Linked DNA regions of Homo sapiens: regions 2 and 3 are each linked to region 1. Evidence: chromatin loops called from intact Hi-C (ENCODE). Cell type or tissue: gastrocnemius medialis. All regions are shown on one strand. Links, peaks and the distances in the headings refer to the core of each region. The heading gives the core; the rest is flanking DNA. Region 1 overlaps CDH13 (cadherin 13). Region 2 overlaps CDH13 (cadherin 13). Region 3 overlaps CDH13 (cadherin 13).

The links. A loop is a pair of places that touch in the nucleus more often than their neighbours do. Peaks named below come from ENCODE experiments on the same cell type or tissue, not always from the same donor. Only the 100,000 strongest peaks of a DNase experiment are listed, where the experiment ranks them.
Region 2: a loop joins it to region 1, with 6 times the contacts of the local background. A loop is called at or near these places in 7 of 110 quality-filtered maps.
Region 3: a loop joins it to region 1, with 3 times the contacts of the local background. A loop is called at or near these places in 8 of 110 quality-filtered maps.

Annotation. Positions count from the first base shown.
Region 1 is chr16:82,655,553-82,665,734 of GRCh38, reverse strand. All of the region lies in intron 1 of CDH13 (cadherin 13), which reads right to left. Among named protein-coding and RNA genes, the nearest start is that of MIR8058, 28 kb to the left of the region's middle. RefSeq lists silencers at 10,033-10,082, 10,017-10,182. In gastrocnemius medialis, for the core only: no CTCF peak of the experiment used is centred there; DNase peaks (open chromatin) are centred at 5,264 and 6,704; H3K4me3 peaks cover 1,527 bases; H3K27ac peaks cover 4,933 bases.
Region 2 is chr16:82,710,248-82,720,429 of GRCh38, reverse strand. The region is part of intron 1 of CDH13 (cadherin 13); the gene reads right to left. Among named protein-coding and RNA genes, the nearest start is that of MIR8058, 26 kb to the right of the region's middle. In gastrocnemius medialis, for the core only: no CTCF peak of the experiment used is centred there; DNase peaks (open chromatin) are centred at 3,363 and 4,379; H3K27ac peaks cover 2,904 bases.
Region 3 is chr16:82,730,901-82,741,082 of GRCh38, reverse strand. All of the region lies in intron 1 of CDH13 (cadherin 13), which reads right to left. Among named protein-coding and RNA genes, the nearest start is that of MIR8058, 47 kb to the right of the region's middle. RefSeq lists an enhancer at 4,641-7,079. In gastrocnemius medialis, for the core only: a CTCF peak has its summit at 2,187 (motif pointing right); a DNase peak (open chromatin) is centred at 5,722; H3K4me3 peaks cover 662 bases; H3K27ac peaks cover 6,319 bases.

The DNA.
Region 1 (10,182 bases), core at 750-8,749:
AGGAGCTGGCTACTGTCACATTGTCCCTGTCTGGAGTTGGGCAGAGTCCAAGCAGAGTTGAGGCATGACATAGTTGAGGAAGGTGAAGCAGAGTACCTGTGATGTTTGAGGTAGGCATGCAGCCGCCTTTTTGATGTAGGATGGTTTATCAGGATAAAATCTCATCATAAATCAAGGAGTGTCTGCATACAATTGATTCTCTTATTTATGGTACTTATGTTCTATGAAGTCACCATGAATACTTAACATATATTGAACCATTGCTCCTAGTAGAAATGCAGGGTTAGGTTCCTGTGAGCCTCTGGTCACAGTTCAGTCAACTAGTCAATATATAACCTTGTTTTACGTGCGCCTCGGTTTAAAGATGCCTTACTTAAAATTTATCACAGCCAGCAGCACTGTAACTCATGCTGGAACAAAGCTTATCTAACACATGCATTTTCTCAGTCAGACACATCACAGCCTTCTTGCACTTAGAGACACTAGAGAGCACTCTGCAGTCCACTTGGGGCCATTTTGACAGCAAAATTGCCAAGAAATAGCATAAAATTGTGGCAAATGTGGCATTAAATGGTTCATGAAAAGGATATTTGTTTGTAGTATGAAAGCTAAAACAAGAAGGCAGTCTCACCTAGTTTGAATGCACCTGGAAGCATATACATCATATGATTCAAATTTGTCACAGCTCTGTATATGTCTGCAAGTGACCACAACACTACCATGACCACTGATTTGGGAGCTACAGATACATTTTACTGAGTAGGCAAATTCACAAAGACAGAATTCATGAATAATGAGAATCAATTACACACACACATATATATGCATATATACATGTATTCATACATACCCACAAATATGTAAGAATATATATGTACAAAATGCTTTTAACCAATATCTGTATCAAATATATTCAAAAATACAAGTTACGTTGATGTTGTTGTTACTGTTTCATATCAAAAACTGCCACTGGGTAGAAGAAAACCCTCAGTTTTACATACCAAACCAGTAAAGTGAAATTGTTAGTTAATAAGCAAGTATTAACAAGATTTTCTTCTCTTTGAAAATAAAACAGAAAACAAATCACATCTAGAGAATAAGGCTGTTTTAAGGAAACACACAGGAAAAACTTGGGTCCTTTCTCCCAGTCATCAAATGTAAAGGCTCCCAGCCTTCTCCCTCAGAAAGTCATGCTTCAAAGGCACACTGGTGTCTTATTTTACCCACCTACTGCATTGACAGGACTCTGACTGTGCTGGGCTCACTGGCTGGCAGCTTTTCCAAGCAACTGAGCCCCCACTGCTGTGTTCAGAGCTGTAGCCAAGCTGCACCCAACCCTCGCTCTCTCAGGCACCAGGCACTGCCATGAATTTACTAATCAGCTAGTGCAAATCACTGTCAGGAGCCTGGAGAGACAAGAGTGAAGCAGGATGCTTTTGTCTTCCAACAACCCTCCTACTCCATCCATCTGAGGAGGAGAGACACAGCCATGTGAAGAACAGGCAATGGCACGTTGCTTTGCAGCACAATTTAGTGAAAAGTAAGATTAATTTCAACAAAAGCTAACATTTATTTAGCGCTTACTATGTGCTGAGCACTGCCTCAACCCTTCACTGTCCTTGTCTCACTGACTTCGAAAAACCACCCTATGAGGTAGGGACGAGTAAGTAATATTTCCGCAGAATAAGACTGAATTTCAAAGTCACTGCCTCGTGGTCCACAGCTACAAAGGCAGAAGTGGAGCCAAAAGAGTCCTGAGAGCCCACATGGCTCACACCTCAGAGTGGAATGCCTGTCATGCTGCAGAATGCGCCATGGTAGGAGGAGGGAGGGTAGAGAAGACTTTCTGAAGAGCAAGAAGAAAGCCCACGCTATATTCACATAGTATGTAAGCTAGCAGAGAGGTAAATCTCCTAGAAGAGGATCACAAAGGGGACCAGAGATCACCCCCAACCCCACCTTGGTTCTTATGTGGGCTCTTTGGCTGGACCTAGAAACCAAATGGACACGAATCAGACAACCAGATCAACAGGAAAAAAGCATACGGATCTTAATAGTTTTCCAGGTACAAGGGATCTTCACAAGAGAGTGATGTCTGAAGAAGCGGCCAAAGCAAGATGCTTTTGAACTTTTTAGACAAAGAATGATAAATCTGACAAAGACAGGACAAATGGGATCTGGCTAGGGTCAGTGAATTTCTAGGGGAGTCACTAGGAGACATACAGGGGACTGTGTAAAATGAGTGGCGGTGGCTGGGCATGGTGGCTCATGCCTGTAATCCCAGCATTTTGGGAGGCCGAGGCGTGTGGATTATCTGAGGTCGGGAGTTCAAGACCAGCCTGAACAACATGGAGAAACCCATCTATACTAAAAATACAAAATTAGCCGGGCCTGGTGCTGCATGCCTGTAATCCCAGCTACTCCAGAGGCTGAGGCAAGAGAATCGCTTGAACCTAGGAGGCAGAGGTTGCGGTGAGCCGAGATCGCGCCATTGCACTCCAGCCAGGGCAACAACAGCGAAACTCCCTCTCAAAACAAACAAACAAACAAACAAAAAACCTAGTGGAGGCTAAGGGCCACTTCAGTAAGGGTATTTATTCAAGCCCACTGCAGCCTGCAATCCGCAGTCTCTGGCGATAAGGGCTATTTTCTTGCCCTGGCAGGGGGAGGATGCCCCTCCCAGAGAGGAATCTTTCTGGCCTGCTACATGTAGGAAGAGACAAGTCAGCTAGCCCTTTCTGAAACTGCAATTTATCCAATGTTTTTAACTCGAAATCATCAATGTACCGATTTGTCATATGGGAGAAGGCATGTCCTTTGCTGTTTCAGTGGGTAAGGGTACCAGACACACAGGCATGCCCACGCAAGCACACACCTCTACCACCTCACACTGGCCTGGAGGACATCTTCTCATTGATCTTCTAAATGGCAGAGAAGCCCTCCCAGAGGGACACATACTGGTGGTTGTTTAAGCCTCTCAGGCGCTATTTGACATTTAAGCCCAGTGATCTGCCCCCTTCTATAGCAGAAGCTGTTATCGACTCAAAGATTAGTAGTGAGAGGTCCTATGAATAATTATAAAGCGCATTTGTTGTCCTACAACAACATTCAGGACATTCAGGAAAAGCAGGGTATGCCTGGGCAAGACCTGATAGTGGTGGGGATGGATTTACTCCAAACCAGCTCCCTTCTTCTCCCAACAAGCCATCTGGTCAATCTCACTCAGGTAGCACCATTAACCAGTCTCTAAAGAGGCAAAGAGAAAACCCTCTGTTCATGTTTCTCAATCATTTTCATCAGTTTTCATCACATAAATCTCTTTTTAATTACAACAGTAACACATGCTCATTGAAATATGTTCAGACAATACACATGTGAAGAAAATAAAAAGTAAACATCTACCCCCGCCTCCTCAAGGTAACTAATGCCGACAATTTGGTGTGCATCCTTTCTGTGTTTTTTGCACTCTTATCCAAAAAGTATGTGCCTGTGTGTTGCATCTGTTTTTTAAGTGAAATTAATATCATAAAGTTTTGTAACTTGTTTACCTGGCAATACACAAGGGTGACCTTTCTATGCCAGAATATCTGCATTTACTTCATTGAGAATATGGAGAATACTCCATTCTATGGACATACTACCATTTATTTGACTCAGTGGTGTCCAGCAAATCCCTCTGTGATGGCGGGGATGTCCTACATCTGCACATGAGAACCACTAGCCGCCTGTGACAAAGGAGCCCTTAAAATTCCTCTCCTGTGATCAAGACACTGAATTTTCAATTTTCTTTAATTTGATTAAATGAAATGTAAACAGTCACATGTAACTAGTGGCTACTATATTAGACAGTGCAGATTTAACAAGTCCCCTAATTACAGGACATACCTTAGTTGTTCCTAAATTGTGTCCATTACATAGTCTGATGTGACACACATCTGTGTGTGTACTAGCTCTTTATTCCCTAATTGAGGTTTCCCCCAATACTCCGTGTTCTCTGCTAAGTCTGGTTCCTACAATGTACATTCATTTCTGATGGAATAAAAGACAGACGAGTTCATACATTTGTAAGCTAGCCTTAAGGCATGGAACCTCCATATGCATCCAGCATCCATCCTTTTGGAGTTGCACAGGCTCCCTGAAATAAACCAAGAGGCACGGATCTTCTAGAAGGTGTTGATGCTGATAGCCAGGCTTTCACCAAGGGAACACCTGCGCTAATTCCCTGCTTGGGAAGAAGGTCTGCTGGCTGCCTGGCATGAGAACCAGCCGGCAGCAACCTCTTTACTCAGCACTCACAATAACATCTCATTAATATCGTGCGTACTAAAGCAGGACAAACAATATTTAAGTCTATTTCTTAATGTCTGTCAATTACCCGTTCCTATCTGTTCCACCCCATCCCTAGGAAAAGCATAAATAGGGTTTGGCTGTACTTCACATAATTAAGCTGTGATCAGAGCTAATCTGTTTCAATGGACAGAGCGTGTGTCCTCAGGACTATCTCATTACAACATGGTGAGGGGAGAGCTTGAAGCCAACCTCACTAGGTCAGCGTAAACAATGAGCCGTTTGCTCCATCAGGATGAAAAGAGGCAAAGGAAACGGACAGCTGTATCCCTCCAGCATGAAACATCACACCGGCCCCTGGGCCACCATCACTCTCTCAAGAGCCCCTTTCCTTCACGGAGACCTGACCCACTTTGAAGTGGCCACTGCCATGTCCCCAGGAGGGGAGAAGGTGGTGGGTGTTTGGTTTGTTTTTATGACTTCTTCAATGAACTTAATAGTTTTTTTTTTTTGATAAAAGAAACTTAATGAATGTTAAATTATAATCAGTTATATACTTCAAAAGGCTCTTTACATCTTTGTTAACATCCACATATATTTTACTTGTATTGCCGGAACAAAATTGAAGCAGCAGCAGCAGACGTCTAAATAAAACGAGGGGGGAAAGAAAACCACCCGCCATGCTGAAAGCCCTACAAATCAAGCTGTTTTCATTTTTCTTTGCTCCCTTTCTGTCTTTGTTCATGTATATACATAATTTATGTCTGAAGCTGCTCTAGGGTCTTTGGTCCCAGGTATACAGTGAAAGGGCTTAAATATAACTCAACCTTCTGGAAGCTTCCCTCCTGGGCCCTAGGTTGTCATCTTTCTTTCACTTCATCTCTGGCCTCGGGCTGTTTCTGTTTTGCCAGGTCTTGCTCTGAATTTAATCCCTGTGCCTCTGTTAGATGGTTTGTGGATTGACTGACGTTCACCAACTGGTGCTCCCTCTTGGGTTTCCCCGCACGCCCCGGCAGGCACAGGAACGCCCATAGTGGGTGGTTTCAGCAGATGGCTGTTTTGATTGGTGGTTTCTCTGTCATATTTACATATGACATATTTTAAATACCACCCTTGACTTAACTCACTTTTAAGACCCAATTTCCATGCTCCCCACGTGTGATCATTTTACTTGCATCTGCCTGACCCATATTTATCTCCAGGTTCCTAATCTTACACAAACCAAGATACTCAATTTGTTGAGATTCCCTGGTTCCCGTGATTTCTGGGTCACATTTTCCCTCCCTCTCTTTTCTCAGCAGCTTCCTCTGAAACCCAAAACCTCAGCCAAACCACAGAATAAATGCAGTATTACTTTCTGCTTTTTAAAATTTATGTCATTTTCCCAGTGCTGCTGTTTTAAGCCTCCAAATTAGCTCATTTCCATTTTCCAGTGAGCAGATATGCCTCAACTTCTTAAGTATTCCCCTAAAGCAGTGGTTCTCAATGGGGAGTCACTTTCCCCCCTTTCCCTCCAGGAGACACTTGACAATGTCTGGAGACATTTTTGGATTTCACAGTGAGGATGGGGCTTCCAATGGCCTCTAGTGGGTAGAGGCCAGGGATGCTTCTGGACATCCTGCCATGCACAGGATAGCCTCACCACAATCTTCCTGCCCAAAGTGGCCACCATGCCATGGTGGAGAAACCCTTCCCTACTATTTAACGTTCAGAATTTCCCAGGTGTTTGTCATGACGTTTTCATGAGTCTCCTAGTCCATGTTACCCCCATTGTATTCCAGTGCCTCGCACAGTACCTGGCCTGTGGGTGGGTTCTTGTGGACGTGGTATTATATTTTGGGGGGATTCTTTATGAGAAATTCCCAATAGGGGAGTTATGTTCATGCATATGGATTATACATGTTTGAGTATATATTCTTTTCTGTTATTTATGGTTTTACGTTATTTTTTGTTCCAATTTCCATTTGAGAATGGACTGCTTGCTGCCATTTTTAAGGAATGTGCCAAGTACATGCAGACAGTGCCTAGACTCAACCAGAGTCCCGTGCTTCCGTAGCCTTGCTCCTGCTATTCCCCTCTCAATGGCAAGGCCGTCTTTCCAGGATTATGACCTATACCTATTCATGTGTGCTTATGAGTTACGTGTTTCTACCTTTGAGGTAATTTCCACAATGCTGCTGGCAAGCATTCTAAACCCAGTGTTGAATGAAGGGAGAGAGGAATAGTGGGACTAGGTTCCAATAGAGAAGTTCTGCCATCCGGATTCTAACTCAGGTGCTAAATCTTTAAAGGAGTCAAATCAACTATTGGGAACCAGCAGCAACTGTGCACTGTTTTCTTCTGGCATTACTTTCTGTATAATGGGAAGCATATTACCTGCCCCACATCCCTGGTGGCCTCCCTGCTCACAGCTTTTGTGAGCTAAGCCTGGGATGATGGCCAGGAGGGGATTAGAGTCAGCACAAGACATAGAGTCAGCTTTAGGAACTATGCTCACAATAGTCTGAGAAAATCCACCCCCTTGAGAACCTTCTTTAGGGCTATTTTATCTGAATATCAAGTGTCTAGTCAAAGTTACAGAATCTTCCATACATACCCACAAACAGGGAAAAATGTATGTTTTCTTCTATGGGCTTTTAAAATCTATCGACTTTGTACCAGGCACTGAGAATACAGAGAGAAACAAGACACTGGGCACACATTCAAATGAAGAGAGGTCACGGCAAACCATCATGGCAGCCACCATGTGCTGAGTGGGGTGCTAAGTTCTTTAGGTATAATTTAACCCACGCAACCACCCTTGGAGATCAGTACTATTTGACATAATTTTACAGATGTGAAAACTGAGGCACAGAGAGATTAAATATCTTGCCCAAGTTCATACAGCTAATAAGCAACGGAGGTGCAATTTATACCCAGGCAGCCTGACTCCAGTCTTAACCACTGAGCTACTTTCTCTCTTGAGACAGGTATGAAGAAAAGTAAGTATATTAAAATGTAACCATGATGGGATTTATCACAGGTATGCAAGGCTTGTTGAACATTTAAGAATCAATTGATGTTATCCAGCACATAAATGGGACAGCTAAATCTTTAAAGGAGTCAAATCAACTATTGGGAACCAGCAGTAACTGTGCACTGTTTTCTTCTGGCATTACTTTCTGTAAAATGGGAAGCATAATACCTGCCCCACATTCCTGGTGGCCTCCCTGCTCACAACTTTTGTGAGCTAAGCCTGGGATGATGACCAGGAGGCTCATATGCACATATCAATAGATATCACATGCACATATCAATAGATGCAGAAAAAGCACTTGGCAAAATCAATACTCATAATAACTCTCAACAAACTAGTAACAGACAGAAACTTCTTCAACTTAATAAAGAACAACTACAAAAAGCCTACAACTAACATCACACTTCATGGTAGGAAACTAGCTTTCCTGATAAGATCAGTAGCAAGGCAAGGATGTGCCCTCTTACCATTGTTTTTCAACATCGTCCTGGAAGTCCTAGCTAATGCAGTAAGATAAGAAAAGAAAACAAAGGTATAGTGATTGGAAAGTAAGAAACAAAACTTAGTTTGCAGATAAAATGATTATCTATGTAAGAAATCCAAAAAAATTGACAAACTCCAAGAATAAGTAATTATGCCAAGATTACAAGATACGAGGTTAATGTAAAAAAGCCAATCACTTTCCTATGTACCAGCAATGAATGAATGAAATCAGGAATTTAAAACACAATACAATTTACATTACCCTCCCCAAATTGGAATATTTACATATAAATCTAGCAAACTGTGTACATGAAATGTACAAAATACAGTAGTCTCTCTTTCTCCAAGGTTTGCTTTCTACAGTTTTACTCAACTGTGGTCAATCACAGTCTGAAAATATTAAATAGAAAAATTCCAAAAATAATTCATAAGTTTTAAATTACATGCTGTTCTGAGTTGCATGATGAAATCTTCTGTCATCCCACTCCATCCTGCCGGGAATGTGAATTATCATTTTCTTCAGTGTATCCATCCTGTCTATCTTACCCATCATCCATTAGTCACTCAGTAACCATCTTGGTTATCAGACTGACAGATTAAAAGAGAAGGGTGAGTGCGCTACAACAGATTTTGAGAGAGACAGCCCACATGCATGTAACTTTTATTACAACATATTGTCATAATTGTTCCATTTTATGGAGCAATTGTTGTTCATCTCTTACTGTGCCTCATTTATAAATTAAACTTTATCACAGGTATGTACAGGAAAAAAACATAATGTATGTAGGGCTTGGTACAATCCATAGTTTCAGGCATCCATTGGGTGTCTGGGAACTTATTCCCCATGAAAACTGGGGAACTACTGTATATATACAAGATCTATATGAGGAAACACAAATGTTTATAGCAGCTTTATTTGTAATCACCAAAACTTAGAAGCAACCAAGATATCCTTAAGTAGGTCAATGGATAAACTGTGATACATCCAGACAATGAAATATTATTCAATGCTAAAAAAAAAAAAAAAAAAGAGCTACCAAACCATAAGAAAACATGGAGGAAACTTCAATGCATGTTACCAAGTGAAGGAAGCTAATTTGAAAAGGCTACATACTATATTATTCCAACCATATGACATTCTGGGAAAGGCAAAGCTATGGAAATAGAAGAAAGATCGGTGGATTGCCAGGGGTTAGGGAGAAGGGAGTGGGTAGGCAAATAGGCAGAGCAAGTATTTTAGGGCTGTACAACTATTCTGTGTGATATCATAATGGTGGATACATGAATTTACACATTTGTCATGTATCCACCATACACCGTACAGCACCAAGAGTGAACCCTCATGTAAACTGTGAACTTTGAGTGATAATGATGTGTCAATGTAGAGTCATTGACTGTAACAAATGTACCATTCTGATGTGGGATGTTGATAGTGGGACAAGGCTGTGCATTTGTGGGGATAGGAGGTACTTGGGAAACTTCTGTACCTTCCACCAAATTTTGCTGTGAACTTAAACCTGCTCTAAAAAATAAGGTTTACTTGCTTTTTAAAAAATGCTACCAGGTGCCAACCTGTCTTCCTCTCTAGCCCCTCATCTCATCACCATCATTAACACACACACACACACACACACACGCACACCATTCAAATGCAACCAGGTGCACTCCAGCCTCTTTCTCCAGCCACACTGAGCCAGCTGCCATTCTCCTTCTACCCTGTGCCTTTGAACCACTGATTCTCTGCTTGAAGCCCCCACTCCCACACTGCCAGCTTTTGTTTGACTATCTTCAACATGATTTTCAGTCTCAGCTCATATGTCATCTTTTCACTGATAACTCTGTCCAAGGCAGATGCTCTTTCTCTGTACTTCCAAATCGAAATCAGAGTTCCTTTTGCTAGACCAGCATTTTCTGCCTTGCACGGTAACTCTCAGCTGAAGTTTCTGTCTCTCACACTGTCCTGAGACATGCCACTGGTTCAAGGGGCTGTCTAGGTGGTGCCAAACCTCATACAGATCCTGGCACATAGCAGGTGCCCACTAAAGGCTAGCTGAAATTTCAGGCACTTGAGTAGTGAGCCATGACCCGAAGGCATTGCTTCCTATCTGGGCGACCTTGCCTACTCTAAGCTTCAGTTTCCCCATTGTTAAAATGGGAAAGAATGATAATAAGGGCAATGCCTATTTCATTTGGTGGTTGTGAGGACTGAGTTAATATATATGTAAAATTAACAAATGTAAACAAGAAAAAAATAGCCTGTGGAGGAGGTAAGCTTCTGTAGGCTTCTTCTGAATTGCTTTGGCTTCCTCTGCTGCACATAAAAACAAATGATGTCACTGCCTTGCCCTCCCCCAACCCCACCAGTGGTTTCCCATCACTCTCAGCATCACACGCAC
Region 2 (10,182 bases), core at 829-8,828, 55 kb before region 1:
GACCCTAAACTATTATAGACTAAGCAATTTGGAAGGTGAATTAATTAATACGAAGTATTGTAAAACAAAAACTCATGAAGTACTGTGTATAATAATCATAAAAATGCACAATAAAAAACAATGCAGTAAGAAAGCACTCAGTCAGTCTGCCATTAGTTGGAATTGTTTGTTTTCAAACTGCACGGTGGCAGGAGGTGCCCCTGACAATTTTCGCTTTGCAAACCTTTATTCCTTGATTTAACCCACCACCACTACGACCACCGTCACTCACTGATTCACCAAAAATTGAGCAAACGATTATCTTACTTGTTTTTATTCATCTTTCTTAAATGTATGTATAGCTCATCTTTATTTCAATGTTTAATATTAGAAGTGTTTTGGGTCTTTATTAAGAAGTTTGGTAATGTTTTTGTGACCAGGAACGTGCCGTAAGAATTTAACTCTTGTTTATACCATTTAGCATACAGTAAAATTGCTTTCATTATATTTCATTTCCCTGAAAGTCACAGTTTTCAAGAACCTAGCAATGAAGTTAAGTGAGGACATATGGTACAGTAAGACCTTTTTTTTTTTTTTTTTTTTTTGAGACAGAGTCTCTCTCTGTTGCCCAGGCTGGAGTGCAGTGGCGTGATCTTGGCTCACTGCAACCTCTGCCTCCCAGGTTTAAGTGATTCTCCTGTTTCAGCCTCCCGAGTAGCCGGGATTATAGACACCCACCACCACACCCAGATAAATTTTGTATTTTCAGTAGAGACGGGGTTTCACCACCTTGGCCAGGCTGGTCTCAAACTCCTGACCTCAGGTGATCCACCCACCTTGGCTTGTCAAAGTGCTGGGATTACAGACACAAGCCACTGCGCCCATCCTAACTTGTTTTAATCAAATGCTTAAAACAGAGGGGGAAGGAGCCCCAGCTCCACTTCCATCACTGCCTTCACATCTCATGTAACTTACGAAGTTGGCATCATTCCTTCCTTCTGCAAGTGGGAAAACTGAGCCTCAGACTCCAAGCCATTGGACAGCCAGTGGAAGGGCCTGGAACTGGGACTTGCACACAGGACCACCTGACTCCAAAGAAAATGTAGACTTTTAAGTTCCAAGCTTTAAGTCTTTAGTAACAGTGCATCTCCACACCACCTGTCCCAGATAGACTCAGGCCAAAATTATATTACAGGCCAATGGCAGTGATGTGAGGTTCCTGCTCGTGGAAACTCCTGAGAATGGGACCCAGAGCTTGCATCTTTCCCCCATACCATGTTTCATCTTAAAACAGCCCCAGCAGAAAAACAGCAACAACCTTTCCACAGGACTTCACAAACTGCAAATAACTTTCACATGGCATAGCTGATTTAAGGCTCATAACCACCCAGGGAAAGAGATATTGACCTCAGTGTGAAGGATATTCAAAATATTGAACAAATGTCAAGGCACAGGCATCAATCAACCAGAACAGATACGGACCACATGCATCCAACACGCACCAAATGGCTCTCAGGTCTGGTGAGATGCTGTTCCATCTCAACTCCTTTCACTCTGGACACTTGATATGATTTAGCTGTGTCCCCATCCAAATTTCATCTTGAATTGTAGCTCCCATAATTCCCACGTGTTTTGGGAGGGACCTGGTGGGAGATAATTCATTCATGGGGCTGGGTCTTTCCCATGCTGTTCTTGTGATCGTCTCACGAGATCTGATGATGTTTATAAAGGGGAGTTTCCCTGCACGAGTTCTCTTCTCTTGTCTGCTGCCATGTGAGATGTGCCTTTCACCTTCCACCATGATTGCCAGGCCTCCCCAGCACTGTGAGTCTGTTAAACCTCTTTTGTAAATTGCCCAGTCTTAGATATATCTTTATCAGCAGCGTGAAAATGGACTAATACAACACTACACTGTGCCCCACCTACCTCAGGGCTTGGCACTTTCTGTTTCCTTCCTTAACACTTTCTCCTTCTTCTTCACCATCCCCACCCCAGTTGCTGGTTACTTCCTACTTCTACTTCAGGTGGCAGTTCAGAGGTCACCTGCCCGGGGAAATCTACAGCAGAGCTGTCAGCGGTGAATCCCATCATCACTCACCTGTGCCCTACAGAGGCTGCTTACTGGGAATACCTGTGACTCGTCAGAAGAGGGACTCAACCAATAATAGAAGGGGAGTTGGTAGATAAATACCCCAGGTCCCTCATTCCTCAGTGGGGATAACTATGAGATGTGGTTTTCATTGTCTCCCAGAGTCCCCAGTGGGATTCAGCTCCAGCTGCCCATAAGAACAAGCAACTGCTTGAAAGCAACTCCCATCACTGGCTGCCCTTTCTTCCCTGTCTCACTTCCCCCACTGCCTTACCGGTTTCCTGAGATCACCTCTCAAATAAACACCTTGCACACAAATCATCGTTGCAGGGTCTGCTTCTGTGGGAACCCAACTAAAACAGCATCCCTGCACACACAGAATGGGTCAGGTCTCATTGGGTGACATTCGCAGTAGTATCTTATTTTCTTTTAGGAAACTCATCTTGGTTTGTGATGACACATGCATTTTGGGAATAAACTGGCTACTTCCCCCCCACTAACTGATGAACCCCTACTACAGTAGGCTGAATAATGATCCCCAAAGGTACCAAATCCTAATCCCTAGAACTCATCTATATTAACTTTTGTGGTAAAGACATTGCAGATGTGGCCAAATTAATGATTTCCAAATGAAGAGATTATTTTGGATTATCTGGGTAGCCACTAAATAGAATCCCAAATTCCTTCATAAGAGGGGGGCAGAGGAATATTGGACACAAAAGGTCATGGGACCACGGAGCCAGGGACTAGACTGATGTGGCTATAAGCTAAGGAATGTCGGGAACCACCAGGATCTAAAAGAGTCCAGCAATGGAATCTCCTCTAGCCAACAACTTGCCTCTAGCCCATTGAAACAAGTTGCCTTCCAGGATTGTAAGAGAGTAAGTGTGGATGAGTGGGGGGGCTCTTTTTTTTTTTTTTTTTTTTAGGCAAAGTCTCACTCTGTCGCCCAGGCTGGAGTGCAGTGGTGTGATCTCAATCCACTGCAACCTCCGCCTCCTGGTTTCAAGCGATTCTCCTGCCTCAGCCTCTGGAGTAGCTAGGATTACAGCTGCGAACCACCACACCTTATTAATTTTTTGTATTTTTAGTAGAGATGGGATTTCACCATACCCTTATTTTTTATGTGATTTGGCATCCTCTTATGCATCTCTGGGCCCAGGTTCAGGAGCCTTGTTGGGCCAGGGCTCAGGAGGACCAGCCTGTGCTCAATTCATGTCCTGTTGAATGAAAGGCAGAAGATGGCAGTGTGGTTATGAAGTGCACCTGGGCAGACTTCTCCAGCAGCCAAGTGTGACTAACTTCAGCAAGGGGACACAACTGCAGCATCTGGCCAAGCTCAGCTCATTCCCCAAAAGGCACTCCTTCCAGCATCTTCCTGTCTGGACGAAGGAATCTCTAAGTCTCTAATTGTCCCTTCTAACACCAAACTCTACACCGGGACTTGAAGAAGGAATGAGCCCTAGAGGTGCATCTTACGACGGACCCGTGTAAGGCTTCTGCTTGAGGCAAAGGACAAAGAAGATCTATAGTTATCACGTGCTTGGCTGGAAAGGATTTTTGGTGGGTGAAGTCTGGGCTCATTAAAACAGACCTGGCATATTCATAACTTGTATTACTCAGCAACAGTGAACCCCTCCAGAAACCTGTGCAGGCAACTAATGATTTTAAAACAACTAGTCACCCCCCTTAATACCCACTCTCCCTGCCAAATGGTTGAAATTCCATGCCAGCTGGGTGTCTGCTTATTTACATAATTAATCTAGTATGAAGTCTTTATATGTCCCTCCTCAGCCTTCTCTTTTCCAGGATAAATAACCCCGATTCCTCCACTCATAATCCCCAACTTTTACAACTGTTTAATAATTTTTTGTGGCTCCCTTCTGGATTTTCTTTTGGCTCTATTTGTGACTTATCTAAATTTAGCAGATGTGTTACAAAGGCAATTGGGAGAGATGAATCCGTCAGAACCTGAAGCCATCTCTAATTTGGATCCATGTTTGTCTCTCTCTCTCTGCAAAGGTGACATGGAGAATTCCCACCACCTTTCCCATGGAAAAGCAGGCTCGGGATGGGCTGTTAGTTTCTATTCCCCATAGGAGGTCCTCCAAGGTCCCGAAAATCCAGTTTCCATAAAGGCAGGAAGCAGAGGACATGCCTGAACCCAAGAGGGAAGTCTTTTCCAGGCTCCTCGGGGGATTGAGGAGTGCCATGGCTCTCTGGCAGCTGTTGCAGTCTCCTGAGGCCAGGCCAGCCTGCCCTTCTGTGTCCTAAGGACTCATCTCACCATGCCTGGAAGGTCATTTCCTTATCCGACTTTAGGCAGAGCCAAAGAACTGAGCGCCAGCAGACTGCAGGGAAGCTGACTCCTGAGTTTTCAACACCCAGTAGTGACACATGGCTTAGTTTCTACCAAAGAGCTCATAAAAGGCATCTGGTAACACTGTGATGTGGCTAAAGAAGAAAGGGCATTCCTGGAGTTGGACTGGGGATTTTCTAGTCAGGTATGTTTTGAGAGCAGGGGAAATAAAAAAGGCAGGTAGGAATGAGGTGAGACTGTGGCTTGTAATTTTGCAAAGAAAAAACCCCATCATCGCTGCTTCGTGCTGCATGTCATTGTCACCTCTTTCTTCTGATCTTTCCTGCACTGGAGTGTCTCCCCTTCCACAGTGTGGTCTCTGCTATTTCCCAGGTACCCACTTGACAGGGCACAGACGGTGGGGATGTGTATTTGAGGAAGGATTAGCAAATATAGAAATTCCTGTTTGGCTACCCTATCAACAATTTCAAGGTGAAAAGCCCACCAGTTCACCAGCTAATCTGGTGAGGGAGATTATTGTTGTGTGCAAAAATCAAATAAAATCCTTTGCGGCTTTTCTTAGGCAGCATCGCACGTAGCTCTGGTCTCAAGATCAATAAAGCAGAACCTACTCTTCATTACCCGTTAATAAGGTGCAAGCAGAAACCAGAGCATGGGGCGGGGCCGCCTTTGCCTCTCAACAAACAGACGCCCTGACTTGGCTATAAGCACTGCAGGATTGGCGCTGATGATGGCTAAGTGACTTGGTTGCAGCCATAGTTGATTTTCAGCCTGCAAGTCATAGAATTAGACTGGCTTTTGCAGTGTGAAAAAGCTTCTCCTGATACTCAGGACATTTAGAAAGGCCATATCCTGGCTTAATGTGCTTCATGATGCTTGCTAACTGGGCATGAACTGAGTGAGTTAATAACAATTATTAACTCAGAATGGAACTTAGCTAGGGTCCTGTCTAAGTTCCCAGTGCTGCCCCAAGCCAGGCCTCTTGGTGACTTTGGATCTAGACATAGTGGAAAGAGTTTGGGACTTTGTATTAGTTTCCTACGGATGCTGGAACAAAGTATCACACACTGGCTGGTGTAAAACAAGAGAAATGTGATCGCTCACAGTTCTGGAGGCAAAAAGTCTGAAATCAAAGTGTCAGAAAAGTCATGTCCTTTCTGAAGGCTCTAGATGGCAGTCTGTTTCATGCTGTTCTCTTAGCTTCTGGTCATTGCTGGCAGTTTTGGTGTCCCTTGAATTGTAGCTGCGTCACCCCAGTTTTTGCCTCCATCATCACACAAGTTCTCTGTGTGTCGTTGTGTCTTTTTTTTTTTTTTTTTTTTTTTTTTTAGATGGAGTCTTGCTCTGTCGCCTAGGCTGGAGTGCAGTGGATTGATCTCGGCTCACTGCAACCAGCACCTGCCCAGTTTAAGCCATTCTCCTGCCTCAGGCTCCTGAGTAGCTGAAACTACAGGTGTATGCCAACACACCCAGCTAATTTATATATTTTTAGTAGAGACAGGGCTTCCCTATGGTGGCCAGGCTTGTCTTGAACTCCTAACCTCAGGTGATCTGCCAGCCTCGGCCTCTCAAAGTGCTGAGATTACAGGCCTGAGCCACCATGCCCGACCCTCTTTTCTTCTTACAGGGACATCAGTAACAGTAGATTAGCTTCTTCCCCAAAATGACCTCATTTTTATTTGATTATCTGCAAAGACCCTGTTGCCAAATAGTGTTACATTTACAGATCCTGGGGATTTGGACTTCAACATATCTTTTGGGGGAACACAATTCAATACTTAATAGACTTGGAAGCGGGTATGTTGGTTCAGCCCTGGGGAAGAGGGCTTAAGTGGAGTCAGAGGCATCAAAGAGCAGAGAAGCTGCCTTTATGGACGTATGAGTGTCCTGTGGCTGCTGGGAGAAATGACCACAAATGTAGTGGCTTAAAACAACACCCACTTGTTCAGGTACAGTGGCTCACACCTGTAATTCCAGCACTTTGGAAGGCCGAGACAGGTGAATCACCTGAGGTCAGGAGTGTGAGACCAGCCTGGCCAACATGCACTCCAGCCTAGGCGACAAGAGTGAAACTTGATCTCAAAAAAGAATAATGATATTAAGGGTATGATTTGAGTACTTATCCCGCCCAGGCCCTCAGCTGAGCACTTCCAAGATATGATCTCACTGGATTCCTACAATAGCCCTGTTAAAGGGAAACTATTGTTTTCCTTTTTTTTTGTTTGTTTTTTTTTTCACAAATACAGAAGCCCTAAAGAAGCTAAATAATTTGCCCAAGCTCATAGAATTAGTCAGAGACCTAGGTGAAACATGCACTAGGCCACCTAATATTCAAAGAGCACACCACTGTTTTTCTGGTATGCATTTGCTTTTGCTGGCTTTTTAATGGAGTCTTAGAGCAAATAAGACAATATTCTATGTACAAGACATCATAACAATCATGAATGCAATCATCTTTTTATCTTTCTGCAACCTCTGAGTCCGTACTCTTGACCACCCTGCCATTCTGACTCCCGGAAACACCGCACAGAGTGTTGGCAGAGGAAGCACAGAGAAGGGACACCCAACAGTGCTGGGGGCAGGCAGGGAAAGGGTTTCAGGGGGACGCATACTCCAGCCCCTCAAGGACACAGAAGCTCTCTTGATCTCATCATGACACTGGGACTCATGCAGGTACTTCAAATCAGGCTTGATGGATATCCTAGTTCTGAGCGCAGTGGTTCTTAGATACCAGTGTGTATAGAATTGCCTGGAGAGCATGTTCCAGTTGCAGATCCTTGGACCTCATACCCAGGAACCCTGCTTTGATAGGTCTTGGCCAGGCTGGAGAAACTGCAGGTTTATTCAGCATCCAAAAGATTCTTATGCGGGTGGTACCGGGATCCCAAATTGAGGGACAATGACTTCGAGTTGCTATTCCCTCAGGTAACTTGTTTTTTTGCCAAACGTCCTTTGCCTTCCCTAAACACACACACACACACACACCACACACACACACGCCGGGGTTCTATTCACTCCATAAGCATTAACTAAGCACCCAGGGAGTAGGACATTGTGCTCATGCCTGAGGGTCAATAGAGAGAAATTCCTTGATGAAGCTCACGTTCTAGGAGAGGAGATAGGACAAGTAATCACTGATCCACATGAAGCTGAAAATGAGAGTGGCCCCCAGAGAGCGGAGAGTTAATAAGAGCCCTAGGGGAGAAGCTGATGGTGGAGAAAAGCTGGAACCCAAGAAGACTGCCTGCAGAATGGGCAAACTTGGAACTGGGAGGTAATCCCAGGAAAGGCTATGCGAACAGTCAAGAACATAAGAAGAGTTCAGGGAGTCAGCCATCTCAGCTGCGGCTTCAGGGGGCCTGACGAAAACAAAAGGGGCAGGGGAATTAAACATTTATGTAGACTGAAGTGTGGATTATGGAACACTTTACTGCTGCATTTTGTAGACATCCATGTGAGAAAGGGACAAAGGACAGGTGTGATAGGTGGGGCACAGGGTAGTGAGTTTGAAAGCCACCATGATAGGCGTGGTAAGAGAAAAATGAAGCCATTTTCATAGGTTATCAGGCACGATTTATTACCATGGAGAAGAATACGCAAGGTGCTGATATTATGCCTCCCTTTCATTTACATAGAGGCAGTATGAATGGTAGCTACAAATCACTGAAGTGAGTCCCAGAAGGGAGCATTTTTATACAAATCTTTGTGGAGGTTTGTGCTTCAAAGTGACAGAATAAAATGTATTCTATAATTTAGACTTTCTCTAAATTACACCAGCCTTTAACTAATTAGTAAAATAAATTAATGAAGATTGACCATTTTGATAAAGGGAGGGTTACTATCTTCATCAAGGTCATGCGAGATAATGGCGTTAAGTCTGTAGAACATTCAATAGATGAAAGGCAGTTGGATGATTTGTTTGCTGGTAAGTTTTTTTTAAGATATGGTAAGTTTGGACGAAATAATATGATAGTATCTTTCTCCCAAGAGAAGTATGGAGTATAAAATGCAGGAAGGCGAGAGAGCAGAATGGTTAAGGCTGAGGCCTCTGGACTGAGATCACCTAGCCTCAAAACCAGCATTGACTGCCTAGTAGCTGTGTGATGTGGAGCAAGTGATTTAATTTCCCTGAGCCTCATTTTCTCCAACTGTTAAATGGAACTAATATGAGCACCTAACTCAGAGCACCGTTGTGAAGATTAAACAAGTCCTCGAGGCACTGACACCTGGTGGGAACTCATCGGCATCACCGGTTGTCCTTATCACCGTGGGGTATTTCCTGAGTGTCTGAACTTTAGAATGTGTTCCAGTGTTTCAGCAGCAGCAAAACATAATGGGAATAGCCGTAGCAAGTGACTATACGCTGGATCCCAGTCCTGACTTTCCCCTGGACAAGGTGGGGGAGCCCAAGAGAGCCCCTCAATGTCTCTGGATCTCAGTGTCTTTGTCTGTGCAATAAGAAGGTAGGTCTATGTTGGAATTAATTCTACACCTGATTTTTTCAGAACCCTCTAATCTTTTTTCAAGTGGCATCACCTCTTGAACCCACATGCCTAAAACAGATGAAAGTGGATGAAGTATGCTTGAAGGGCCAGAGTCCAAGCTGTTTACTTCACTGTGTTCCTCTTGCATCCTCCCCATTCCAGAATCCCAAGTGCCACCGCTCAATGCTAGACCTCTGGAGAACACAGGTTTAAAACCACGGGATGAGGGTCCTGCAGGATCACTGGAGATTCTAAGACTCTATCCTTAAGAGAATGGTAGATGATGAAGGGCTCTTCACTGGTGAGATGAAACAGAATCTTTCATAAACACTGTTAGATCTCCTTGAAAACTGTGTGTCCCTCATAGTCATTATTAGAACCTCCACACTGCGGTCACTGCCACGCGGCCCTTTCATGTTCATTCCTATTTAGAAGCCCTGAGAAAGACGTAGAAACTGCCAGGAGGTATTCAGACATAATGCGGTCCGGGCAAATGACTGGCCCAGACTTTCAGCTACTAGATATTGTAACACTGGCACAAGAAGAGATGAATGGATGACTAGCTTCTTTCTGCACCTTGTTTATGCACTAGCTTTTTTTTTTAATGTTGGGGTAAAAAAAAAATCAGGTGACAGTTTATAAAATATGCCAAATCAAACTGTTCTTTCATATATGCTTATAATGGGCTGTTTGATTCTGAAATGTGTACACATTTATGTATAAAAGTATTTGTGTATGTAAAACATACATATATACTTATAGGTTATATTTGTATATAAATATACTTTTATATATTTTATAAATATACAAATATATTTTTCTAATATTTTATAAACATACAATATATAAAATACATTTATAAATATACAAATATATAAATATACTGTATATTTTTAAATCAAATAAAATGATTATATTATATGTAAATATATTTGTATATCATATATACTTTATATATTTTATAAATATAGAAATATATTTATATATATATATATATATATATATTTTTTTTTTTTTTTTTTTTTGAGACAGAGTCTCACTCTGTCACCCAGGCTGGAGTGCAGTGGCGCGATCTCGGCTCACTGCAAGCTCCGCCCTCCTGGGTTCACGCCATTCTCCTGTCTCAGCCTCCCGAGTAGGTGGGACTACAGCACCCACCACCATGCGCAGCTAATTTTTTGTATTTATAGTAGAGATGGGGTTTCACCATGTTAACCACGATGGTCTCGATCTCCTGACCTCATGATCCACCCGCCTCCACCTATTATATATAATTAAACATATAAAATATATTTTATATTTTATATAAA
Region 3 (10,182 bases), core at 1,250-9,249, 75 kb before region 1:
GGGGGTGTGGGGAGAGTGAGAGTGAGAGAGTATGTATACTAGGTCAAGGTTAACTATAAAATACTTTTAGCTTGGGTTATTCAATGTAGAGTAATACACTTACTTTTAAAAATATAGGCATGAGAAGGAGGTAACCCCTTTTAAAGTTATTTCTTTTATATAAACCCTAAAACAAAGCAGCTGTGATCGAATGTATTATTTTTCCCAATTTTTCACTACTCCCCATATGGAGGCTTTTGCTATGAGGCTTTGAAGTTCTTCCAAACAGAATGTTCCCCCATTGATATTGGACTTGCTTTGCCCAGTGGGTGGAAGTGACTGAGCACCAGTTCCTACCTAGACTTCAAGAAGCATCATGTGTTTCTATATGCTAACCTGGAAACTTTCAGTCTCCATCAGGAAAAGAATGTTTCCGAAGGAGCACGCTGTCCTCAGAAGAATGAGACGTCCATGGAGCAGACCTGAATGAAACCCACAGTCTGGAGTCAAGCCCAGCTGAGCCCAGCCTAGATCAGCCAACCCCTCAGCCTATGGAGCAATGTGTAAGCCATGGAATTTTAGCATGGCTTGTTATGCAGCATTATTATAGGAACGGCTAACCGATACACTGGCATATTCCACCCCTATCTAGATACAGCCCATCTCTGTTTAAAGACACTTCTGAAGAAAGCGGGTTGGGCTAATACGCTGTACATTATCTGGAAAGTGGGATAATACAATTTGAAGTTTGTGATGATTAAATGTAGCCCAGTTTCACCAAATGGAGAACGTCATCTCATCAACTGGAAGTTGCTGATGAGTTTCCATCCAGAATTAAAGTACTCAAGTCTCTTACATAAGAAATCAATCAACTATTGATTCTGTTGGGATGGCATGCATTATAATAAAATGCTAAATAGACAGATATGAGCTCAGTCCATATTGTAAATAAGAATATTTACATCTTTGTTGCCTCCTTCTGGTCAGTCTTATGAGTAAGCTGTTGAGTGGCACGGAGGTTTTAAAATCAGGTTGTAATAGGCGTCCACATTCTGCTCATTAAGATAAAGAAAGGTTTACCAGAGAAATGGTCTATTAGGTGGTATTTTGCTTTCACTTGCAAATTAAGGGATAATTAGTTTTGAATATCTGGAGATGTAGAATCTATGTGTTTGACATAATTTCATAGGTAGCCAACACCAAGAGTTCAAGTATCTTTGCAGGGCAAAGAAGGGTTATTTTGAAGTTAAAAGAGATTACACAATATTGCATTCTGAATATATACTATTCAGGTAAATATTACAGGTGGCATATATTTATCTCACCATTCAGAACCAATAGTTTTTTTTAACTTGCTAATATTTGGAAAAAGTTGACAAAGTCTGAGTGTCATCGTATTTTCCTTTTTCTTTTGTAGAGACAAGGTGTTGTTTGAACAACAAGATTTAAACTATTTTAAATAATTAAAGGCAAATTCCCGTGTCTTCATTTAATTTGAAATAGCACTTCTTCCCTTAACACTTTTTAAAAATAAATAAACAGAATCCTCCTCATTGCTTAAACAGGGAGAGTAAGTAGGTTTAAATGATTCTTACCTTTGTAAACTGTTACTTGGTCTTCTCTCACTCTTAAAATTTACCAAGACAACTAAAGCATATTTCATGAGGAAAATTTCAACAAGTCTGAAGTGGAATAAGACTCAGGGACTAAGAAAGCTTCTAAATTTGAATTTAAATGGAAATTCTTGGTAGGAAACTTCTCTTCCCTCACATCTAGCCCCATCTTGGCAGAAGATGATTTCTTTATCTAAAAGTAGGTGGTCAGCTTGTCTAAATCACACATAAGGGCATATCATCTGAAAAGGATTTTTCCTCTGATTTATGTAATTACTAAAAAATATAATAGTAAAATCACATCTGGTTAAGCAATTAACAAGTTATCTTTATTGTAAAGAATAAAATGTTATGCAATTCTAACTAAAGAATGAATGATGAGTGACTATGAGATCTCAATCATAACCAGGGCACAGTTCCCAGGGGTGGGGAAGAGCAAGGATTCATTTCCGAAAGGAAGAATAAAAAACGTATCTTGCTCACTGCTTCTTTGAATATTTAACTCATTTCTGCATTAACTTTATCCACTAAAAGGTTCTGGAAAGTCTGTGATGTGTGAGGCACAGGGAACACAAAAGTTAGTAAGACAGCCACTGGCCACCAGGGGTTGTAGGTGCAGCAGAATAAATGGTAAGACATGTTCATGAATAACATTAGTCAAAGAAATAAGCGAAATGTGTGAGATAAAAGGAACCACCAAGGTTATATGAAATTTTAGGGCATAGAGAGTTAATGCCTACAGAAAGAGATGACATTTTCCCCCAAATGCACTAGAGAATGCACAGGATTTAAATAAGGAGAAAGAGAGAATTCTAGGAAAAGGAAATGGTAGATACTGGCATGAGGTCAGGAACCTGAAAGGTATCTTTCTATTTTAGTAGGTAGTGCTGTTTAGTTACAGCATGGAGAAAAGTGTAAAAGTGCATTAAGAAAAGGTAGCGGAGGGCTAACTACTAAGCTAAGGAATTTGGAAACTAGCTTGTGAGCCACTAAACGTTTTAGGGCAGAAAGGTGATGTGCTAAAAGCACAGATTTGAAAGGTGAATGGGTGAGAATGAGAGAGATTTCAGGTGAGGACTCCGGCAAGAGGCTTATTTTTGTTTGGGATGGGCTTTCCACATTTTCACATTCCTAGAGTTTGACAGGAACACAAATTAAAGTCCTCCGTGCACGGTAAAGCCAGGTAAGAAGCCAACTTCTGTTTTAGAATAACATATTGGCCATGCAGTTACGTTTATTTTTACAATGGAAGTGACTGATTTTTTTTATTGCTATTTCACTTTTCACCACAAAGCACCCATCATATTCTTGCAAGAAACTCTTTGAGAGCAGACTAACTCTTAGCCCATCTCAGAGGACAGACTGTCATGAAACCTAACGAATGTGTGACAAGTGGCTAGTTTAGCAAGATCAGTAAGCTCTAGAGGTCTGCTGTACAACACAGCGCCTGTAATTGACAGTACTGCATTGTGCACTTAAACATTTTATTAAGAGGGTAGATTGCATGGTGGGTGTTCTTACCACAAACAAATCAACAAACACTGGAGGGGCATAAGGAAACGTTTGGAGGTGAATGATATTGGAAGCCTTGATTATGAAGCTGATGGTTTCACCAGTGCTTGTATATATCCAAACTCATCACACTGTATACATTAAACCGGAGCAATTTTTTGTAGGTCAATTATACCTCAGTAAAGCTGTTTACAAAAAAGAAATGCAGTGAAAGAACCTAGAGTTTATAGAGGAAGAGGAAAAGGAGAAAAAAGTATGGGGAAGGTGTCCTCTATAGAACTAAGGGCAGGTTCTGCCAGGCCAAATCTCTGTGTCTGGGGTCATCAGTCAAAAATCAAACAGAGCAGAATTGAAAAGCTACCCTCAAATCCCCACCACACTATAAACCTTCTCTGCATTGAAATATGTTGCTTAAGTATGAAATGCAAGACCGTTGGGGCAGTGGTTGATATTGAGATCATTTTGAAACAAGTCATCAGACCACCCCTCTCTTCCACACTAAGGAGCACGTTTCAAGGATTATATTTCTTTTGTTCAGTGGGAGGTAAAACAGACGCTGTGGTATCACACAACGGTGGGTGAAATGGAAATAACATGGAAGGGCAAAGGAGAAAAATATAGTGATGGATGAGTTGACAGCACATGACCCCTGGGTCCATCTGAGAGCAGCAAAGAGAGAGACATGGGAGAGGGCTCCATCTTGACCCTCAGGTCTCCACCTGGATGACCAAGTGAATGGAAATAGCATTAAATAAAATTAGTCAGAATGAGTTTGACTCCTGATATGATGAGTTCACATGCCTTTGGGACATCCAGGTGCCCAGCACACAAATGAAATTGTTCTAGAGGGTTCAAGGCTTAAGATAAAGATTCAGGCATTATCTCCTAAATGAAACTATGACAAGATAACTTGAAACTAACACTGATGGAGAAGGCATAGAAAGTCAGAGAATATTTTTAAGAATCACTTAGGTGTTGGGAAGAGGAAAAGGAATGCAGAGAGGCAGAAAAGGAATATTCAGAGGGGAGGAAGAAACACGATTATGCTGCATCTGAGAAGTGAAAGGTGGAGGAACTGCCCAACTACAACACAATGAAAGGATTGAGGAAGACAACCAAGAGAGGCCATCTGACCAGGTGTGGGAACCCCATCAAGAGTCCTTCTCTTAAAGTGGTGGGAAAAGATAGCAGATCAAATTGCCCGAAGGAGTGAAAGGGTAAGAGAGTGAGTGTATCCTAAGAAGGTGGAGAGAGTGACTGTGTAGCCTGATTTTTCTAAAAATTTATTGGTGATAAACATCAGAAAAATTATCGTATTAACCATGGGAGACTTGAACAGATTTAAGCTAGCGGAGAGAGGAAAAAAATACCATCACAAAATGAACCTTAACAAGTATTTAGTGGGTTCCTAATATGTACCAGGCATTGGAATGGGATGCTGCCCCATGGCTCTTATGTCTGTGTGTGGCAGTGCTCTGTTTATTTTTACCATTAGCTCACCACAGCAAGAATTGCAACTTGTTCATCAATGCATCTGGGAAGGCTAGCATTGTGTCTGACATGTAACAGCCCCTGCAAACTTTTCTAGAATTAATGAGTGGCACCGTGTCAACCTTTAAGAAGTTCTGTTTTTTTCTTCCCTTAACAACTCCGCTTTGTCTTTGGGCCTTCCTTAACCTCCAGAGTTAAACATGTTTCAAGGATTATATAAATATATTTAGTTAGGCATCCACCCACCCAGGTGCCCATTACACCCTGGGTGTTCTTCCATCAAAGCAGTTTAAAGAGAGAAAAATCAACAAGTGGCTTCGAGATTTTGACCAGTCCCTAAGCAAAGGAGAAACATAGAAAGCAAAACCTCAGCGCAGCTTACTGACTAGTTTGGAAACTCAGGGGAATTAATTTCTTATGCACTTCAGGTTTTTCATGAATCGCTTTTATTGGTTCTCTTTTTACTCTTGCAGGTTTTCCCAGGGCTAGACTGACTAGCTTGGCTGAATTCAAATGAGCAGAGAAACCTCTAAATCAGCCTAGTGAGTATAGCGTCTGGTTTTTCTCGTGCTGTCAATCTCATGTAAATAGCCAAGCCATGCACATTGTAAGCAAAGCCCATTAGATTCTATTGGCTGGCTTGGCACCCAAGTTAAAAATGAAACTTGCTAAAGAGTCTACCCAGCAAATAGCTTTTCTTTGGCAGAACGCTGCTGTTCAACTTGGGAAGGAATGTGATAAAGTGCTTTACTGGATGGCAACATTGTGGTCTCGCTTTCCTCAGATCACAGTGGGATAATGAAGCTGGAATCCATTTAAACCTTCCATTTCACCCCACACAGCTCATAGACACTGTGTCAAACCACATCACACTGCAATAAATGTGCTAAAATCTATAAGCTTATTCATCTATTACACATAGTACTCTGTCAGATTGGAAACAAATTATGGAATACAATTTCTTGATTTGCCCACTCATGTAGCTTTAGCAGAATCTCAAATCCAAGGCGATACTCTAGTTCATGAAGTCGCATAAATAACTGTATTGTTTCATGCCAAGTTTAGCAACACAACATTCTTGCTATGAATAGCACAGTCACTGCAGGGACAGACCCAGCCATGTGACAAGGACTTATCTGCCCTGTCTGGTGTGACAGCTTCTATTCCTGTCACTGAAGCATTTGTGATTGGAACGTTTGTGATTAAATAGTGTTCCTTCTGTACACCCTGGAAAATGATGAGCACAGGTAAACCTAAGCTAAGCAAAGACTGTCATGGATGATAATCAATGGGTGGGGAGATTTAATAACATAGACTGAATCTTTGAAGCCTTTCCCCTTGGCTTGTTTCCTTTTACTTTGCTCCTTTAAGGTGATCTTAGGCCATGGAGAATATATGAAAGCTTTACCTTCAAAAGAGAGAGTCTGCCAACTCTTGGCCACCTCCTGGTTCAAGCCACCTTCATCTCTCAGTTAGATTTCCGGAGTAGCCTCCTAATTAGTCTTGCTTTAGCTGTTACTCCCTACATCCTCTATGTGCTGGACATTGTGATGTGCCCCCAAGATCCTACTTCAATGCAGGACCCATGGCACCAGCTGCTGGGAGTGCGGTCAGCAGGCAGCCCTCGGCTCTCAGCTTCTCAACAATCACCCAGGTGATGCTCCTTCCTTGTAACTGTTGTTGCCATTGAAAGACCTATATTCAATGACCGATCAACACTGGAGTATAAAGGCCTGTCTGTCTTGGGCCAAACAGGGTCAATTCTGAAGCTCCTAGAGAGTGGCCAAGGTTGCCATTGGTCTGTATCATAGCTGGACTTCTCCCTCTGCTCACTCCTGCTTCCTGCCCCTGCTTTCCATAGGTGTTGGCCCTGAATGCTAAACTCCATCTCAGAGTTGCTTCTTCAACCTAAGACAGTGGATGTATCACAAAGAGCGAGAGTCCTCCTGTTAACACTCTGCAGAATCCTCCCTCTCTCCCCTACAGTGGCCCCCACGTGCCCAGGCCCTGCCCTCCACTCACCCCTTTGCCCATTCTGTTGCAGGCGCACCTGCCTCCTCAAACACACTAGGCATATTCCCATCCTGAGACTCCTATGTGCTGCCTGTCCCCTCTCCCTGGAAAACTCTTCTTCTAGATGTAGGTGGACACATTTTTTTTTTCTATAAAAGGCCAAATAGTAAACATTTAAGTTTTTCTGGGCCACAGGATTGCAACTGCTTAACTCTGCCATTTGAACACAAAAACAGACACAGATAGTGCATAAACTAATGGGCCTGGCTGAGATCCAATGGAACTTTATTCATGAAAACAAGTAGTGGGCCAAAGTTGGCCCATTGGCCATGTTGCTGACCATGACCCCAGATGGTCCTGTGGTTCCTGCACCTCCTTCAGGTCTCAACTCAAACACTTTCTTCCTTCTGAAATCCCAGCTCCAATATTAGTTCTCTTCCCACCTTATTTTCTCCACAGCCCTCATTGCTATCTGGTATACTCTGTTTTCTCTACAGTTCTGTCATCCTCTCTTTTCCCTAAGAAGTAAGTGCCATCAAGGCAGGGATTTTGCTTGCTTTGTGTTCCTAAGCAAAGTCACTGGTTCATGATAGGTGCTATGTACTTATTTGCTGAATGCAAGAATAAGTGCATACATATTCAGGCAACTGGGTATTTTATCCAGTTTTTGTTTTGTGTTAAGTAGTGTGTTTCTTTTCTCTTCATATCTTAAGCAGTTCCTTTTGCCATTTATATCCTGGTAGAGTTTGGTGCTTAAAAGCATAAGCCTTACTAAAAGACCCCCTGGAGATTTAAACCCCAGCTCAGTCACCTGTTGGGTCTGTGACCTTGAGCATCTATAGAACCTCACTAAGCCTCAGTTTTCTCATTTGTAAGATGAAGATGGAATGTTGAATGTCTCATAGGATCAAGATGATGAAAAACACTCAGCACAGAACCAGTCACCTATCACTTAATGAGAGCTCTACACAGCCAAATCATGAACTCTTTCCCTTGGTTAGTATTCTTCCCAGAGAAGATAATGATCATGTTTACAAATTGGGTCATATGCCTTTAAACAAAAACTCACATATACACGCAATAGATCATTTGATTTTTTTTTACATAGCAAAAATAAATTATAATAAGAAAAACAGAACAATTAGAATGACTATTTATGGACAACTCACTCCGTGTCTGCTGCTGGGCTGATAACTTTACATGTTAGCCTCCACACAATCGACAATGCAATGGGGAGGACCAGTGAAATGATTTTCTGCATGTCCTCACTTGTCTGCATATGTAAAGCCAGCCAATGTGAGGACACATTGTTGAGATGCAAACATTGTTGAGGGCATCCAGTTGGATAGCAAACTTCTCTGCCTCATGCTTGAAGACTTTGTCACAATCGATAGGCACAATTACCCACACATTGCAGAGTATGCCTGTGGAATAAACCTGGTTACTACTGACATTTGCCTTATGTTGAGAAAGCAGAAAAACAAATGGAGATATCTCTTCTGCCTGACACAGCTTCAACTCCATTTGTCTTTCTGAGATCCTAAACTTAAATTTAAATTCCAGATAGGAATTCCCTCTAGTTTCCCCATCAGACTCTTCCTCTGTAATGGGTATCCGGAACCCTCACTCATCCCCAGATGTCGGACACAAACTCTTGATGAAACCAGAAATCCAAAGTGACTAAACAGATCCTCAGTGTTCCTGAAAACATGAGCTATTTACCATAGTAAATATGTATGAATAATAGTAAGCCTTTGGAAATCAGTGGTTAGATATCTGTGGTCACTAGCACACGGACTAGAAAATTAACTGCTGCTGGCTTTTATCTCTTGGCTTTTGGGATAGGCTGGTAGCAACTGGCCACTCATTTCTTGAGCAAGAATAAGAGGGATAAATCTCTTTTAAACAACCCTCATTCCATTCCATTCATCTTCCTGTTTCAAATCATTTACAACAGCTTCAGAAATAGATTTGTCCTGGCTGGTCTTTAAAGAGACAGTCAATAACAATATGAGAAATAATTACTATACCTGGAGAAAGTGGGCATTGATTTTTAGCAACTACTGGGGCCTCAAAACTGAATTCAAATATGTTGTAGTTGAGTGACAGCCATTTATTACTTAACTAACTTGCTGAATTAGTACTTAACTTGGGCTGGATGGAGCTGACACTAAAACTTTTAAATACAGACCTATTTTTTTTTAAATCACAATTCAGTTCAGCTACAAACATAATATTTCAACAAACTGCGTAAGACTCCAAAGACACGATGATAAAGAAGATGGACCTATCTACCTGGGGAAGCGTGCAGTCTTTTGGTAAAAAGGAAGTAATAAGCCAGCACATAATTCATCATTTAACTATAATTAAGTCAAGTGTCACAAGGAAAAATGTGCATAAAGGGAAGAACTCATTTGGTACTGAAGGGATCAAAGAAGTCTTTTTTGAAGAAGTCACATTTAAGCTGCAGATCAAAGAAGGAGGAGTTAGGTAGGCAAAGGGAAGAAGAGATTGTTTCAGGTGGAGGAACCACTCAAAGGCCTGGAAGCTAAAGAGAACATGCCCCATTCAAGCAGTGATATTCTGGTAATGTTAATAATTGGCTCTACACAAAAACCAATATAGGCATGTCCAGGCACATATATGTTGATTATGTATTTCACTGATATCAAAGATAAGTAACACATAATTTACAAATAATAAAACACACAATTTTCTATATTGTAAATTGTACACACAGCCAATTGATTCTCACAGAATGCTTTTGTTGATTTTTTTCCAAACTCTTACACTTGTAGCCAACTTACAGTTAGAACTGATGAGCAAGTGTGGTTCCCATATCAATGTTGATTGCCATTTCCATTTAAATGAACAAGCAAGATTGAAAATAAACCAATGACCTAAGTCAGAATTTCACTTATTTGTCAATGTCTTGAGCAGCTTCTTTGCTGAATCCCAAAATACTTTTCAGATGTTTAAAGAATATGTCCTGTGTTCTGGGGGGCAATATACAATGTAACAGCTACCAGAATCAACACATTTTTAAAATTTAATTTGCATTCTTTATGTTTTCTCTATCACTTTTGTAAGTCTAGACTAGAGTTCAGCAAACTGTGAGCCTGTTGTTTTGGTAAATAAAGTTTTATTGAAACACAGCCATACTCATTTATTTATATATGTATATTCTATGACTGTTTTCCACTCTTCAGCTGCAGGGTTGAGTAATTGCAACAGAGGGTTCGGTGCCCACAAAGCCTAGGATACTCCTCTAGCTTTTTACAGAAAAAAGTTTGCTGACTGCCATTCTAGTTCAAAAACAAGACATCTAGCCCTGAGGTGTTTGCCAGTTCCTGTCATATAAATACTCCCGGCATGGCCAGCTTCAAGCTGCCAATGTGACTTCACTGAATGAAGTGCTGGCAGCTATGAGCAGCTGTTCCCCATTATATAGATTTCACCATACATAAATAATAGGACTAAATAAGCATAGAAAATAGTAAAATGTAGTAAAATAATCAGGAAATGGTCAGTTTTGTGCCCATATTACCCTTCTTTTAATATAACTTAATTATAA